Regions from separate parts of the Mus musculus genome. Here region 2 is linked to region 1. A link is a loop called in an ENCODE intact Hi-C map of the cell type or tissue named here. Cell type or tissue: heart. All regions are shown on one strand. Links, peaks and the distances in the headings refer to the core of each region. The heading gives the core; the rest is flanking DNA. Region 1 holds the start of Ing4 (inhibitor of growth family, member 4). Region 2 holds the start of Cops7a (COP9 signalosome subunit 7A).

Evidence for each region. Hi-C counts contacts between places; a loop is a spot of excess contacts. Peaks named below come from ENCODE experiments on the same cell type or tissue, not always from the same donor. Only the 100,000 strongest peaks of a DNase experiment are listed, where the experiment ranks them.
Region 2: it touches region 1 in a loop (7-fold over the local background); 5 of 42 quality-filtered maps call a loop at or near these places.

What each region holds. Positions count from the first base shown.
Region 1 is chr6:125,034,889-125,043,218 of GRCm38, forward strand. Zfp384 (zinc finger protein 384) reads left to right here. Exons shown (of 12, transcript NM_001372420.1): 11 at 825-983; 12 at 1,418-2,981. The coding sequence ends at 1,837. It overlaps Ing4 (inhibitor of growth family, member 4), which reads left to right and starts at 4,960. Exons shown (of 8, transcript NM_133345.2): 1 at 4,960-5,009. The coding sequence starts at 4,973. The region is part of intron 1 of 4930557K07Rik (RIKEN cDNA 4930557K07 gene); the gene reads right to left. In heart, for the core only: no CTCF peak of the experiment used is centred there; a DNase peak (open chromatin) is centred at 4,903; H3K4me3 peaks cover 2,129 bases; H3K27ac peaks cover 1,822 bases.
Region 2 is chr6:124,962,265-124,970,594 of GRCm38, forward strand. It overlaps Cops7a (COP9 signalosome subunit 7A), which reads right to left and starts at 3,248. Exons shown (of 8, transcript NM_001355542.2): 1 at 3,138-3,248; 2 at 2,460-2,664; 3 at 358-433; 4 at 94-182. The coding sequence starts at 2,621. It overlaps Gm23851 (a small nuclear RNA gene), which reads left to right and starts at 2,019; the gene lies at 2,019-2,123. In heart, for the core only: CTCF peaks have their summits at 3,350, 4,671 (motif pointing left) and 5,721 (motif pointing left); a DNase peak (open chromatin) is centred at 3,167; H3K4me3 peaks cover 2,469 bases; H3K27ac peaks cover 1,883 bases.

The DNA of each region.
Region 1 (8,330 bases), core at 67-8,066:
TTACAAGGTTTTTGTTTTTCATAGCCTACTCTACACAAGCACTCTACCACTGAACTACACACCCAGCCCTTGTGATTTTGTTACTCTTAAAATGGTATGCTGTGTAGCTCAGGCTGGCCTTGAACCTGCCATCCTAACTCCTCAGCCTTCTAAGTGCTGGGATTTCAGGCATGTGCTGCTGTGCCCAGGATTTTTGCAAGGTCTGTGGCTTAGGTGAGTGTGAGCCCACTCCTCTCATGGGATACTATAATAATGTGAGAGAGCGAGCGAGCGAGCGAGCGAGCAGAGGCACACACCTGGCTCGTGTGTGTGTGGGCATGTTGGGGAGGCACCGTGGGCGTCTGCTTCTGGAGCACCGCCTGATTTGTGAGACAGTGTTTTACTGCATGTCCAGCTCACTATTTTGTGACTAGAGCAGGAGGCCTCAGGGATGCTCCTGTTTTCACAAGGCCTCACCTACTCTTACGTGGATGCCGAGGATCTGAGCAGTTCTTCCTGCACAGCAAACACTCTACCCACTCAGCCATCTCTTTAGCCCTTAGCTCATCGTGAAGAGTTGATTCTGTGAGCCCTTGGAAAGGACCATGTAGTCTCCATACCTCACGAGACCACTGGAAGCCAGTGTAACTTTACTACGACCCAAGGTTGTGCCTTTTGAGACACATTTCCTCTCCCAGTCATTAGTCCTAACGTTCTATTCAAAGCAGTCTCTACTGCCTTCCTGTAGAACGGGAAGCTAGGATGGCCTGTGATCACCGTGAGGCTAACTCTCTATAGGCCAAGGAAGAACCGGGACTCACTTTGGTTTCTCTCATTGTTTGCAGTCTCACAGACGGCAGCACAACAAAGATAAACCCTTCAAGTGCCACAACTGTCACCGAGCATATACAGACGCAGCCTCTCTCGAGGCTCACTTATCTACACACACAGTGAAACACGCCAAGGTTTATACCTGCACAATCTGCAGTCGGGCATATACATCAGTAAGTATTGTGTGTCTCGTCGTCTCCCTCCCACCCCCATCTCTCTTAAGACAGCAGTCCACTGTGTCTTTACTTGATGGAGTCTGTGGGTGACTGGCTTGGCATCTGCTTTCCCCTGTTCTCAGTTACTAGAGTCAGCATTCAGAGATAATTAGTGCCATAAGCAGTGACTCTTCATTCTAGATTTCAGGTATTTTCTATGAGATTCTAGAACAAGGTTGTAATGGCTTCACTCAGAGGTCTTTGAGAGAAATAGGTTTCTGTCTGCCAACTCAGCGTCCGCCGTGACTTCTAAAGGTTCTGTTCCTTTTTGCCCCACTCCAGAACATCTCTTCGTAGACAGACACTACAGAGTAAGAGCCCAGGTTGAGACTTGCAGGTTGTCTTTTTCCCTTTCTTTTATCTTAACTTCTTTTCATACCCATCTCCCTCAGGAAACATACCTTATGAAACATATGCGCAAACACAACCCTCCTGATCTTCAACAGCAAGTGCAAGCAGCGGCAGCAGCAGCAGCGGTGGCCCAGGCCCAGGCCCAGGCTCAGGCCCAAGCTCAAGCCCAGGCCCAAGCTCAAGCCCAGGCCCAAGCTCAAGCCCAGGCCCAGGCCCAGGCCCAGGCCCAGGCTTCACAGGCGTCACAGCAGCAGCAGCAGCAGCAGCCACCGCCACAACCACCACACTTCCAGTCCCCTGGGGCAGCTCCCCAGGGAGGGGGTGGTGGGGACAGCAACCCGAACCCTCCACCCCAGTGTTCCTTTGACTTGACCCCCTATAAGCCGGCAGAGCATCATAAAGACATCTGCCTCACTGTCACCACCAGCACCATCCAGGTGGAGCACCTGGCCAGCTCTTAGAGATCCGTACTGCCATCCATCGGAACGGGGAGAAGTCCTGGTCCCTCCTTTGTCAACTCTTCTTGGTGGGAAAGTTCTCTTCTTCCTTGACAAGTCCTGTCTCCAGCTCCTTGGGTCTCAGGCATGGCTTTTCTTCGCAAGATAACCATCCTTATTCTCAGCTGCTCCTGATTGGCCAAGGAATCCTGAGCTGATAGTGTTATCCAACAGCCCCCATCCAGGCAGAGCTTTTAAAACTGGGGCTTGGTGCTTGAGAGAAGGATCCGCTGGGAGCTCACACATCTTATCCAGTGTGGGGCGCTTACCTTTCTCTCTCTTCATCCTCAAAGTTGAGGTTGATGGAAGACTAGTGGCTGGCCCTCCCAGATAACAGAGAAGGAAGCTCTAAATGCCACCAGCCTTCCGTTCTATGCTTACCTGTAAAAGAACAGATTTTGCACGTGGCCTGACCCCTGTGAGCCATTTTCTTCCCCTTCCGTGGTCTCACTTTATATTGGGTGATGACTATACCTTTTTATTTGTAAGGGGGCAATAGCTGATTCATGGTTGCCAAGGTGCCAGAGATTCCCCGGTGACCAAGGGTGGCTTAAGAGTATGAGTTATTTTTCCTTAACAGCCTCCTTCCTTCTCTGCCAACCAAGGGCCTATATACTCAGTCTCGCTATCCCAGTCCAAGGAGCTCTGGGAGCTGTGGTAGCTGTGTTCTCTGCAATACCATTCGGTCTTTTGCAGAGAAGGGAGAATTCAGGGCACACACAGGACTGGACTTAGCCTCCCTAGGTGCCACGGTCAGATGCCGGACATGGATTTATATATAAATATATATATATAAATATATATATATATACCTGCTCATCACGGCCATCTTTGTTGTAACCATTTCTGTGTTTATAAATGCATTATCTCTGAGAATTTTCATATTGATGTTTTATTTTTGTCTTATTTTTTTTTCTCCACCTTGTCCTCTGGCCATGGCATTTTAATTTTCTTTTGACTTTTAATTTTTTTAATCATGGGAGATTTCAGATAAAATAATCAGGAATTATACAGTTGTTATAAAGCAATTTAAAAATGAAAATCTTATGTACAAACTAAGGGGTGTTTTTAGACCATTGTATAGAAATAAATTCATGTTTAAGGATGAGAGGCAGTGAGCTACTGTGTAAGCTAGCGTGGGGAAGGCTATCTGGGGAGCTCTCCAGGCCAGCAGGAAGAATTTAGACTGGAGAGGGTGAAGAACAGATGCTAGGCTCATAAGCCACCGGATGTGTTATTCCGAAGCCATTGCCAGTTTAGGAACAGTTGTATACATGTCCTATCGTGGGACTGCCTACATATGTGAGACAAGGTTACATTTAACAAAACGGCTATATTCTTTCCCCTTTGCCACCCCCACACCGCAAAAAATAAAAAAAGCCAAGCCGTGGTGCACGACTTTGCTCAGGAGGGAGAGGTGGTTGGATCTCTAAGAGGCCAGCCTGGTCTAGTTTCAAGTTCTAAGACTGCCAGGACTACACAGAGATCTTTTGTCTCTTGCCAGGTATGGTAGGGGCACAGACATGTATGGCCTCTTGAAAGGAACCCCCAACCCCATATTATCCAAATTCTACTGGGCACTGTGTACGTATACATAGTGTCTCATTAGACTGCAGTGCAAAGGTTTCCAGTGATGGAAACTATAACCAGCTACTGGGTTTAAGATGGAAGAAAATGCCAAATGCAGTGAGCTTCCCATGATAATAATGGTTATCATGTTCACCTAAAATGGAAGACCATTGTGCTGGACAGAGCAGAACAAGAAACTTAAGAAACTTCTCACAGTCTACCATGAAAGGATTCGGCTAATTTCCCAAGACTGCTTCATGAAGATTAAATCCTTCATACAGTACTGAAAAGATTGGCAAATGTTCTCCTATCTGAGACCTAGCCAGCTGTCACTACTTGGTGATGTGGATAAAGAAGTCTCATTTAATTTGGGACTGGGCATCCAGGACAGTAGTACCTCAGTATTGTTGGTTAGCTGCCTGGTGCACTTTCCACTCACCAACTATGGAGAGTTTGACAAACCTGTTCTCATCACAAGGATTGCAATCAGCTCCTCCTTTGTGGGTGAACATCCATTTCCACTTTTGCGCAATGATAATGTCTGTTATTCTCATTGTATAGGAAAAAGCCGGCCGAGTCAGTTATCCGACAGCATGCTCTTAGATTAGAATGGAGTCCACATCCTGCTGTCCTGCTTTAGCAACTGCTCAGCAGGAAACTTGGGCTTATTGGGTATAAAAGAGCTCAAATTTTATCTTACAAGTATGGGGTCTAACTACTGTGAAGGGTATATCAACTTGAGGCGACACCTATCTGCTAGAATCTACCACCAATACTAAGAGGTTTGAGTTCTCTTTCCCTAAGAGCAGCAACCTGACAGGTTTTGACTAGGGTGAAGGCTGCTATCTAGCATATACTTTGATGACCCAGTCTTTTCAGTACATAAGTCCATTACAAAACACAAACATGGATCTCCATATCGCACGCCTTTAATCCCAGCATTAGTGAGGCAGAGGAAGGTCTCTTGGAGTTCGAGAACAGCGAGGGCTACACAAAGAAACTTGTAAGTGATGAGAGATGCAAAGGGTTAAATTTGCAAAGCCTGACAACTTCTGAAGAAAGCATCTGCCTCCGAGACTATTCTACTTAAGCTGGGACGTTGGTGGCCAGATTCATAATTAGAAAAGCAAAACAGCTCGATTCCCTACTTGTTGAAAGCGATTATTTGCAAAATATAACTACACATAATAGATTCCCCCATTTACCAAACATTCCTAGTTTTGGAGGGAAAAAAGTTTGCTAGAGAATGCAAAATGGCGACTTCGCGTGACGTCATGCCTGTCGCAGACACATATTGCCGCCTTATTAAGGGCGGAAGCCAGGCTAAATCAGCCTCGCTGTAGATGACCGTGAATAGGCGCAAAAAAAAAAAAAAAAAAGTTCAGTTTCCGGCGGATGTATCCGAGGCAGATAGTTTAGTAAGGGCGGAAGTTCAGGTACGGAAAAGGTGTAATCCAAGAATGGTTACAGCGCCTGTCGTGTATCAGTCACTTCCGGGGAAGATCGGAAGTTGCTTTGTTTTGCTTCAAGATGGCTGCTGGGATGTATTTGGAACATTATCTGGACAGTAAGAGCCAACTGGAGAAGGGGGTCATGGGCCATAGAGTGGTGTAGAGGGTCCAGGTTGACAGACTTCATGGCCCCGAGGTTCTGGTAGCCTGAAGATCACAGGAAAAGGGTTCCGTGGGAAGATTTATTCGAGGGGGAAGAGGGAGGGGGCGGGGCAGTGGGCTTAGAGGCCTCGCTCAAGATCTGGACGAGGGAAGGGCTGCTCCGTGGGATCAGGGCTGGGCTTTAAAGGGTTAGGGGTAGCAGGAAAGTAGTTGCTGACTCAGTTCTTGAGGGTAGATTTTTTTTCCCCCCTAAGTTGTGCAGCGTCGTTACTTACGCACTGCCATTTGGAGCAGCTGCAGATATTCGACCTAATTCCTTTAGTCATTTATATCTCAAAAGTTGCTCCTCATTAAGCTTGCTGGGTGGAATAGAGCGACCACTGAGTTGATCGCTGAAATGCTTTACTTTATGAGCAAAATCCAGTTCTCAAAAAATGAGGAATATGTCTGTCTGTCTGTCTCCTCGCCTCCCTGGTCTTCCCCCTCCCCCGTCGTGTGTGTGTGTATGTGTGTATAGAGACTGGGAAGTGAGAAATCGGCTGGGGATATATTAGACTTTTAGGCAACTCTTAACCTGGGCATCTTAAAATAGAGCATTGATTTTAATAAAAGAAAGTAACTGATCAAATAATGGTAGCAGTCCAAATCAGAAGTGCAGACCTGGTCTTAGAGAATGACAGAAAGTTTTAGATATTAAACATGGCACACCTTTAATCCCAGCACTTGGGAGGCAGAGGCGGGCGGATTTCTAAGTTCGTGGCCAGCCAGGTCTACAGTTTGTTCCAGGACAGCCAGAGCTACACAGAGAAGCCCTGTCTCAAAAACAAACAAACAAAAAAAGATATTGAACATGGCAAGATTGATTGAATGACTTTGCGATTGAGAGAGAAGGAAAATCCAAGGTGAATTCTGCTTGGAAAATAAACTATCTAATCAGCAGTGTAGGAGATTCTGGAGTAATAACAATACATTAGTCTTTGCCTTAGAAATAGGCATTCAATCTGACAGTGAGATTATTCAGGAAAAAACTTCAGACAGTAAAAAAGACACTGAGCTCAAGAAAGCAGCATTTAAAGGATAAGATGTAGTGGTTCACGCCTTTAATTCCAGCACTCGGGAGGCAGAGGCAGGCGGATTTCTGAGTTCAAGGCCAGTCTAGTCTACAAAGTGAGTTCCAGGACAGCCAAGGCTACACAGAGAAACCCTGTCTCGGGAGAAAAAAAAATGTCGATGCTGGCAATACCAGAAGGCCTCTGACCTAGTATTCACTGCTAGGAGGAAGTAAGTTACTTGAACGAGAAGGTGGTGCCGACTGCCTCGGGAAAGATGAGTCATCTGATTTGGTAATCTGTTGTGACTAGTAATCCTAGTGAACTGCTGTCACAGACTTAAGAAGCCCCCTCTTGTTTTGTCTTTTCAGACAGTGTCTGATTTAGCCCAGGTTGACCTTGAACTCCAGGCCCTCCTTCTATCTCCACAGTGCTATTGATTATAAGCACCAAGCCATATTCAGTACAAACATTTTTTTACATTTGAGTTCGACTTACAGAAACACAAGTTTGGGTAGCACATACCTTTAATCCCAGCACTTGGAAAGATCTCTGAGTTTGAGACCAGCCTGGTATTATAAGGTGAGATCTCGGCCCGCCATGGCTACATAATGAAAGCCTGTCTTTATGTTTATATAGGAGATGACACTAGACCACTTGCCTAACAAGGGGCAGCCCCTGGGATTGAAGTTCAGTCTGCCCCACCACAGGGAGCGAGAGAGTGAGGTTAAGCTCTGTAGAGAAAATTTGCTTTTGTGGAGAAGCTTAACTAATAATACGTTTATTCAATTATTTATTTGACACTTTCTAAACATGAGGGGAATTTAAAATTTGATCCAGGCATGTGTCTCCTGGAAGGTTAGGGAGACATACCCAAAGTAACTATTAGTTATTTCGTTATGGTTGGATAAATACTAAAAATACTGGCTAGACTATCTCTTTTTTTTGTTTTTTTTTCATTTTGGTTTTTTTCGAGACAGGGTTTCTCTGTGTAGGCCTGGCTGTCCTGGAACTCTTTGTAGACCAGGCTGGCCTCGAACTCAGAAAACCGCCTGCCTCTGCCTCCCGAGTGTTGGGATGAAAGGCATGCGCCACCAAACCCGGCTCTAGCTAGACTATCTTGACAGCCTGTCTATGTAAGGCATTTGTCCGAGTCTGGGAAAGTCCGGTTCTGAAACTGCACTTTGAAGAATGAGAAGAAGTGGAGTGGGGGAAGCAGGTACTGTGTGGGTGGGATGAGGAAGCCAGGACTCCTGGAAAGTTGCTGACAAGTGTGAGGCGCTTAGAAGGCCAGTGTGTTATCAGAGAGAGCAAGAAGATGGCAAGGCTGAGTGAGCTAAGCCAGATAGGAAGTGTGGAACACAGCCTTAAGTTACTGGACGGTTACAGAACGCATGATGAGTGCTAAAGTTGAGAGCAAAGAAGATGGAGGTTGAAGCTAAAAGAGAGAAAGCTGGTTTATAGAATAAGGTCACCAAATAAGAAGAGGTTAGGAGGCTTGCAGAGACAGGAGGCTAGCTGAAAAAGAGGTTTCCCCTTTTGAGAAAGGGTGAATGAATCCTGTCACAAATAAATCCCTCATTTCAGGCTGGGCATGGAGCTCAGTTGGTAGAATGACTGCCTGGCATGCAAGGGCCCTGAGGTTTGATCCCCAACACTGTATACAGCTGGCATAGGACTATTAACACTGGACTATTAGGAGCCAACACATGACAAGAATCAGAATTTTATTGTTGGTCATCGTTGGCTACAAAGCAAGTTTGAGGCCAGCCTGGCCTACAGAGACCCTGTCCAAAAAAAAAAAAAAAAAAAAAAAACTTAAAAAAAGAAACAAACAAACAAAAGCAAGAAAAAACTCCAGTTTCAGATGAGGGGAAAACTGAATCACACTCCATTTTATATATATATGCATATATATTTTTTTTTAAGTTTTTTGTATTATTATACATAAGTACACTGTAGCTGTCTTCAGACGCACCAGAAGAGGGCATCAGATCTCATTAGGGATGGCTGTGAGCCACCATGTGGTTGCTGGGATTTGAACTCAGGACCTTTGGAAGAGCAGTCGGTGCTCTTAACCATTGAGCCATCTCTCCAGCCCCCCTTTTTTTTTTCAAAATACTGAATTGCACTTTAGAAAAGTATTTTTTTAAAGATTTATTTATTATATATATTTGAATATATATATATATTATTACTTATTATATGTAAGTACACTGTAGCTGT
Region 2 (8,330 bases), core at 45-8,044, 73 kb before region 1:
GACAGGGGAGGCCAATGGCTCTCCTTAGACTCCCTGGATTCACAACAGGTCGTCTCTGGCTTTGGACTGGCAGCTGGCAAGGCTGTCACTTACCTTGACTTTGGCAGCCAGAGTGACAACTGACAGATGTCGAAGCTTATTCTTCTGTGCGTCAGTCAGTGGGGGGAGATTCCTGGCTTCAGCTAGAGACAGGGAGAGAAGCCCGGGAATCTTGTTTTTAGCAGTTTCCTACAAGTTTTCTGTACCAATTATGGTCTAACACTGCAGAGGTTCACTTATGGCATCGTAGTAGGTATTTCTTCCAAGTCTCTCCAGAACCACCCTTCTCCTGTCTCCACAGCTCTGGCCCCTATTTACCTAAGTAGTCCGCATAGGTCCCATAGGCAAACACTGTGAGCAGCCGGAAGGTGGAGGCAAAGTCGCTTTCTGCCAGCTGCAAGAACGTGAGGGAGGAAGTGACAAGAAGGCCCTGATCTTACCCCATCCATCCCAACAGTACCTATCCTGGTCCCTCAGCTGCTCATCTCTACTCTGGCCCTTTGCTGCGCTAAGCAGCTAATTCCTACTCTCAGAGCTTAAAACTTTCAGTGTTGTGACTATTACAGGTGCACACGCGTACACCAGACATCGTAAACTGTGTGGCCCCCAGAGGGTATAGTGTGGCCACTGCTTCGCAATGTCCTCATAGTGAGGGCTTACTTCATCCACAGCATCTCCCTTCCTGTCACCCCCACTTATCCTGGCATACCATCCCTGTAGGTTCTCACTTAACAGTCTTTTAACAAGGCATTAGACCCAGCAGAGCTGCAGCCCTCGCAGTAAATAACTGATAAATGGCTGACTTGCTGACATATATTTTCATTCACTTATCTGATCTCTTTCACTGGCATCTACTTCATCCTAACGATATACTTCAGTTTACTGTGGATAAAATCAGCAACAAAAGCCAGTGTTTTGTAAAACAGCAGTCAAAGTAACTTTCTATCCTGATTCAACCAAAGGTCTTCTAATGCTTGGCTCAGTTTAGCCACACACTTCGGTCAGGCTCTCGTGACAGGCTGGTGTCACGAGAGTGGCAATCCACCTGCTCTATGCTTTCTAAGTTCTTGACGCAGCCATTTCTGTGAGTGGTTCTCATTACTGTGTTCATAGCTTTGCTACCGTCTTAGGGCAGAAGACAGCATCTTCATTTTCTACCTTAAATGAATCAGAATGTGTGACACTTTGGGGGTGGGGTGGGGTACCATGGCATAATTCAATATGCTCATTCTTTCTGATTTCAGGGGACTTTAGACTTCCCCACAATGTTACTTCTGTAACCGTGAAGGGAACTGTGTGCTTTTTTAGGTTTTTCCTCATTGCAGTTCTGAGAACTGAACCTATACTGAGCCTTGCAAACTACAGACAAGGGCTCTTTCACTGAAAAGACCCCCACTCCTTTTTGAGATGGAGTCTAAGTTGCCCACGCTGATCTAAAAAGTTGTGGTCCCCTATCTCAGCATCCCAAGTTCCGAAATCGAAGCCAAGGCCTCACAAGTGCTAAGCAACTACTCTATCAGCAGTTAGATTCTCACCACCATTTTAAAGAGAAAACTGAGGGTTTTCTGATCCAGGTTTTCTGACTTATTTTGTTTTTAAGATAGGGTTTCTCTGTGTAGCCCTGGCTGTCCTGGAACTCAATCTGTAGACCAGGCTGACCTACAACTCAGAGATCCAACTCTTTCTACCTCCCAAATGTTAGTGACAGGATTATTAAGAGGTATCACTAGGCAGGCATGGTAGCACAAGTCTTTAATCCCAACACTCGAGAGGAAGAGGCAGAGGATCTCTGAGTTGAAGGCCAGCCTGGTCGACAGAGAGAGTTCCAGAACACAGTTATAGTACATAGAGAAACCCTGTCCTGAAAAAAAAAAAAAAAAAAAAACCAACACAAAAAGATATCATACTGGTGGACAAGCTGGAGTTTATCAGTGGTATTCTTAATGACTTGTTCTTTTGCTTCAAAATTAAAGATTTCTGCTTGCTTCAGCAACACATATACTAAAACTGGAACGATCCCGAGAAGATTAGCATGGCCCCTGAGCAAAGACGACACTCCAATTTGTAAAGCGTTCCATATTTTTAAATAACAAAAAAAATTATGCATGAGACATAGGCAGGGATTTCCCACACATTCAAGGCCACCTTAGACCATAGTTACTAGTTTAGGGCAGCCAGGACTACACAGTGAAATCCTGACTCAAAGTGTGGGTACAGAGGGAGGGAGCACTAAGTTTACAGACCCTTTATCTGTAAGATAATGAAGACCTTTATTTGATTGATTTATTTTTCCATGTTGAGAGCTAATTATCGGTACCCCGATCACCTGAGTGGTTACTGGGTACAAAAAACGAGCCCAGCACTCAAGAGTTAACTTTGGTCCCAACGTTCTTTGGGGACTACCCAGGCAAGCAACACACCTCTCTAACATTAGGCATATCCAGCAGTTCCCCAAACACGTAGACACCAGGGGCCTCCAGCACCTGGTGGATGAGTGTGGCCAGTGCCGCCCCCTTAGCCGACTTGGCAAGGAGCAGAAACTGCTCTTGGTTCTGCCCTGTCACCTTCACCTCCGCACTCATGGCTGCGCCGAGGTGCGGGGCTCTGGCCTCAAGATTTCTGGAGCTGCAAGGAAAGAGGAACGTGAAACTAAAGGTCCCTGGACCCTGCGAGGGTGGTCAGCTCGAAGGGACGGGAGCTGCACGCTCAAGAGGGACCCCGCCACATCCGCAGTGAGTAAGTGGGGTCCTGAGGTCTAAAAGGCAACTCGAGGGCTCCTCCAAGCCAGCCCCATCCTGGCTGCCACGCCCACCCGCTCCGTCATCCCGGGCCCAGTCCCAAGCCCCACCACGTGCACCCCATTGAGTTCCAAGACTGATGAACCAGGGAAGGGAGAGATAGCACATGGTGTCTACCGGACGACGACGAACCCCCACTTCGGGACGCGAGTCGTGCACGTGGCCGCCCCCACGTGACCTCACCTCCTCGCGCCTGACTCGCGGCTCCACCCCCTCCCTTAAAGAGGCAGCCCCGGGACCGGCCGGGGTCTGCGCCCAAGGCCAGGTCGTACCCCCGGACCGACTGCAACCGACGGCTACCTGGAAGCCTCGTCTCCCAGCGCACGGGGCGGGGCGGCCGCTCCGTCACCTCCGGCAGCGGCTCCCAAGCCTTTCCTGCCACCTCCCCGCAGGGCCGCTCTAGCCGCTCGCTTCTATGGCCAGCTTCCGGCCGTACTTCCGCTCTCGGGAGGCGGGTTCCGGGCGGCTCCGGCCTGCTTCCGTTTCCGGACCGCGGGAGGCGCGAGAGCGGCGCCCATCTTCCGCTCTGTCCGTGCATCTTTATGGGTGCGAGAGCGGTGAATGCAGGGTGCGGAGAGGACCTCGGCTCTGCGGAGGTCCGGGGGAGCGACCCTCCCGGGAGCTGCAGGACAAGGCAGGATGGCGGCCCCGAGTTCCTGCGGCGACGTGAGCGTTAGCGGAAGGCGAGAATTCGCAGAAAGAAAAAATAAGGGAGAAAGGAGAGAAACGAGGCTATAAATAGTCCAACAACTTATCCACTCTTTTTAAAGAGCAGAAGAAAAGTTTAAAGGGTAAGGGGGCAGGAAGTGGTAACACATGCCCCCACCCCACCCCCCGGCGTATTGGAGGTAGAGGTAGGGGAGAATCAGGAGTTCAAAACCAGCCTCAGCTCCATCGCAGATTCCAAGCCAGTTTGAGCAACATGAGAACCGGTCTCAATAAGAAAGAAAACAAACCCCCGAGTGATTAAGGGGGAAAAGGAAGTGTATTGGTTAGGCTTTTGAGGTTTTCTTCCCATAGAAGTTTCAGATCGCATGACCAGACTTTTGGCCATGGTTACTACAAATAAATATTGAGTCATTTTTTTAGTCTTTGGATCCCAAATTAGCAAGGAGAAAAGTGTGAGTGGAACCAAGGCAGATGAGGAAATTTAAAAGTTAAAGGATTCAGCCGGGCACTTGTAATCCCAGCATCCAGGAGGCTGAGGCAGGAGGATTGCTATATGTTGGGAGGTTATCCCGGGCTACAGTGTGAGAGACCCTATCTCCCAAATATCATGGTGGTACACACCTTTAATTAGGTGGATTTCTGAGTTGGATCATCCGCCACTAAATAGACCAGGTTTCAAAATGAAACAAAACAAAAATCCTTACAGAAACCATATAAGGAGGAAATTAAGGTAAAGCCAGGTTTACTGTTAGATGATTTGTAATCCTATCACTCAGTAGGCTGAGGCAGGAGAATTGGACCTTCAAGGGCTGAGTTCTGGAACTAACCTGTAGGACAAAGAAATATGGATAGGGTCCAAGTGCATACCTGTCTGATTCCGTCGCTTCCTTCGAGGGATGGTGGTGCATGCTTGTGGTCTAGCACTTGGGAGGCTAAGTCAGGAGTATCTTAGGCCCAAAGGCCATGTGAGCTGCATAGTTCCAGGCTGAGAGTGGGAGAGAGAGAAGAGTTAGAAAACAAGGCAATGAATGGGCTGGAGAGATGGCTCAGCAGTTTAGAACACTGGCTGCTCTTTCAGAGGTCCTGAGTTCAAATCCCAGCACCTACATGGTGGCTCAAAAATCATCTCTAATGAGAACTGGTGCCCCCTTCTGGTCTGCAGGCATGCATGCAGGCGGAACACTACACATAATAAATCATTTGCTTTCTGTCACCATGTGGAAACACCAGCCAAAGCCAAGGCTTTCACATCCTGATCACCGTCCATCCTGGTGGGAAGTCTGGGCAGAGCACGAGGGATGCGATGACTGACTTGCTCTCTAGGGCTCACACTAAACACCTTACACCTCCAGGACTACTTGCCTGGTAGTGTCACCCACAATGCACTGAGCCTCCCACACCAATCATTAATCAAGAAAATAACTACAGGGCTGCGGAGGTGACTCAGCATTTAAGAACATTTGTTGCTCTTGCAAAGGACCTGGTTCGATTCCCAGCTCCCACAGTAATCTAGCTTCGGGGCATTGAATGGGTTATTAGGCACCAGCGATGCACATGGTGCACGTGAGTATTTGCAGGCAAAACACTCAAAAACATAGTTTTTAGAAAAGAAAATAAGTCCATAGATCTACCTACAGGCAATATAATGGGCTCATTTTCTCAACTGAAGTTCCGCGTTTAAGATGACTCTAGCCTTTGTCAACTTGACCAGACATTTTTTTTTTCCTTTTTTTGAGACGGGATCTCACTATATAGCTATATATCATGGACTGTCCTGGAACTCACTGTGTAGAGTGAGCTATCCTCTAACTCACCAAAGGCTGCCTACCTCAGCCTTCCAGGTGTTGGGATTAAAGTTGTGCAACACCACACCTGAGTATAATCAAGATTTTTAAACCACTATTGATAGCTCACAGAGAGAAGCAGGAAGATCAACCAGAGACTATTACAGGTGTTCAGGTGAGCAATGAAGTTGACTTGGACCAAGCAGAAACAGTGGGAATGAGTTGTCGGACTTCAGTGAACATTATTTGCAAGTGGGTTAGATGCAAGGCATGAACAGAAGAGTTTTAAGAGTGACATCATAGGGGCTGGAGAGATGGTTCAGTGGTTACAAGCACTGGCTGTTCTTACAGAGGTCCTGGCTTCTGTTGCCAACACCCACAAAATGGCTCAACTGTCAAACTCCAATTCCAGAGGGTTCTGATGCCCTCTTCTGGTCTCCACGGGCACTGCATGTGATGTACACATACTTGAAGGAAAAAAAAAATAAACTTTATTAGTTTGTTTTTTATTACAGGGTTTCTCAACTGTTTTAAGACAGGTTTCCGGGTGGCTGTCCTGGCACTCAATCTGTAGACCAGGCTGGCCTGGAACGGACATAGATAAGCCTGTTTCTGCCTCTTGTGCTGAGACTAAATCTGTGTACTACCACACCCAACTTAAAGTCTTAAAAAGAAAATGACAAGTTGTGTATGGTGGCACATGCATTTAATCCCAGTACTCCAGGGAGGCAGAGGCAGGAGGATCTTTGTGAGTTCAGTGCCAACCTAGTCTACAGAGTGAGTTACAGGACAGTGAGAGCTACACAGAAACCATCTGTTGGGGGGCAGGGTGGGGGAAAGGAAGGAAGGAAGAAAGAAAATGATATTACAGCCAGGAGTAGTAGCATATGAGGGTCATGTGTTTAAGGCTAGCCTGGGTTACATAAGAAGATCCTTCCTTGGGAAAAAAATTGAGCAAAGGAAAATAACCTGAAGTTGTACAAAGCTCTTAAAGTGTACATCACAGGCTGGAAAGGTGGCTCAGCCATTAAAGGCTAGTCTGGTAACTAAAAAGGCAGAGTGCCAGTCATTTCAATTTCACATAACATTTCCAGAAAGTTCGAAAAGAAAGAATGCTTATTCTATGAGGCCAGAGCTATGTTTTGATAAAACCAGTCAAAGACAAAATGAGATTGGAAACTATAGGTCAGCATCACAAACTGACACTGAAATCATCAGCAAAATATTTGCAAACCAAATCCCAAAGTGTGGGAAACTGACTGTATCAGGACTCTCTTGAAGTCAGACACGATGGCTCATGTCTGTCACGCCAACATTTAAGATGTCAGAGCAGGATGATGGTTCTAAGTGCAAGCCCAGTGTAGGTTACAGCATGAGATGCAGTCTCAAACCCAAAGAAATAGAGAAGGCCAGATGTGTGTGTTACACTCCCGTTTGTATGTGTGTGGGCACATAGGTACTGCAATGCATGTGTACAGGTTAGATGACAACTTCAGTAGTTGGTTCTCTCCTTCCACCGTGTACGTCCTGGGTACTAGACTCATGTCATCAGGCCTTTACCCCCTGAGCCTTCTCACTGATCCCCAAGATGTTCCCAAAGAGGACCAAGATGTAAACACTAGCTTTATCAGATACCAAGACATGTACTGTGACTCACACAAGACCATAGATGCAGCTCTGTGCTATAGGCCACATGCTTAACTTAGGTCAGAACCTAGATTCAGTCTACAGTACAGAAAGAAGGCATAGTATTGATATACTTATAGACAGATGGGCCACTAGACCATAATAGCCCAGAAACAGACTCACACACATAAACAACTTGATTTGTGACTGCACCTTGGAGCAGGAAAGAAAGCATATACATTTTGCTGACTCTGAGAACTGGATATATATGAAGAAGGAGATAAGACTGATTCTTTACTGCTGGCCCTGGGGTCTGAGGGCTGAACAAATGGGGTGGTCTACAATCTGGTGCTGCAGACAACCTTATTTCAGATTCAGTGTATTTATATACATGAATGTAACGAAGCAATTATCCAGGAAAGGTTGGTTGAGTTCAGAAAAACATGGTCAGACAAACATGTAAATAAACACCAGTGAGCACACACAAAATATTAACAGTGCAGCCCTTTCCCAGAGCTTTCTCAGGACAGACCAACTTAAACACAATTGCCAGTCACATATTATAGATTATATCTGGGAAAGCATGAAAGTGAGGCAGGAGGCCATGTCCAGATCCAGGGAACACTAAGAACAGCACTCAGCAAGTCCTTTCACCAGACTGAGTGCCACAGCTATATTCTGAGAGGCAACAAGAATAAGCTTGTCTTGTAAGTTGAATGTAAATGTTTGTCACAGAAGGCACAAAATCGTGCCCAAGGACAATCCAGGGCACACAGTGAATCTGAGGTACAAGATATTTGGCCTTTTCCCCTGGTGCCTCTTTTCACAGCTCCCCAAGGTGTGGTTCAGCACGGTCATTCCTTTGACTGCTCTGATACCAGTACTACAGAGTAAACGTAAAAGGCTCGAGAGCAGATTACCTAGAATATATCCACGAATTCAAGACGGAGACATATTTAGTTCTGGTTTGAGGCAAGTCATCTCTACAGTCCTGCCTTACCTCTCTCGATCTCTTCCTCTGTGTTTGGGTTATAGTCTGGGATATAAACTAGGTGAGAAGTACTTAATACTCATTCTAACTGTAAGATGAAAAAATTGATACATTTGGCAACAGTTGTTCTTCAAAAGACAGGCCACCAGAAAGGGATATGGGTCAGTTGTAAGAGTGCTTGCCTAATAGTTACAAAGCCCTGAACCAATCCCAGCAGCACCTAAACCCAGTCTGATGGCACATACTATAAACCCAGCACTTAGACTAAGTGAGTCATAGGAGACTAAGGTAAAAGTCCCCAGATACAAAGGTCTGAGTGTCACCTTAGGACACTAGAATGAAAGGATCATCTGGATGTCTAGTGTGTGAGGCCAGCTGGGCTGTATGCGAGTCTATCGAAGAAAGACCACCAATGTGAAAAAT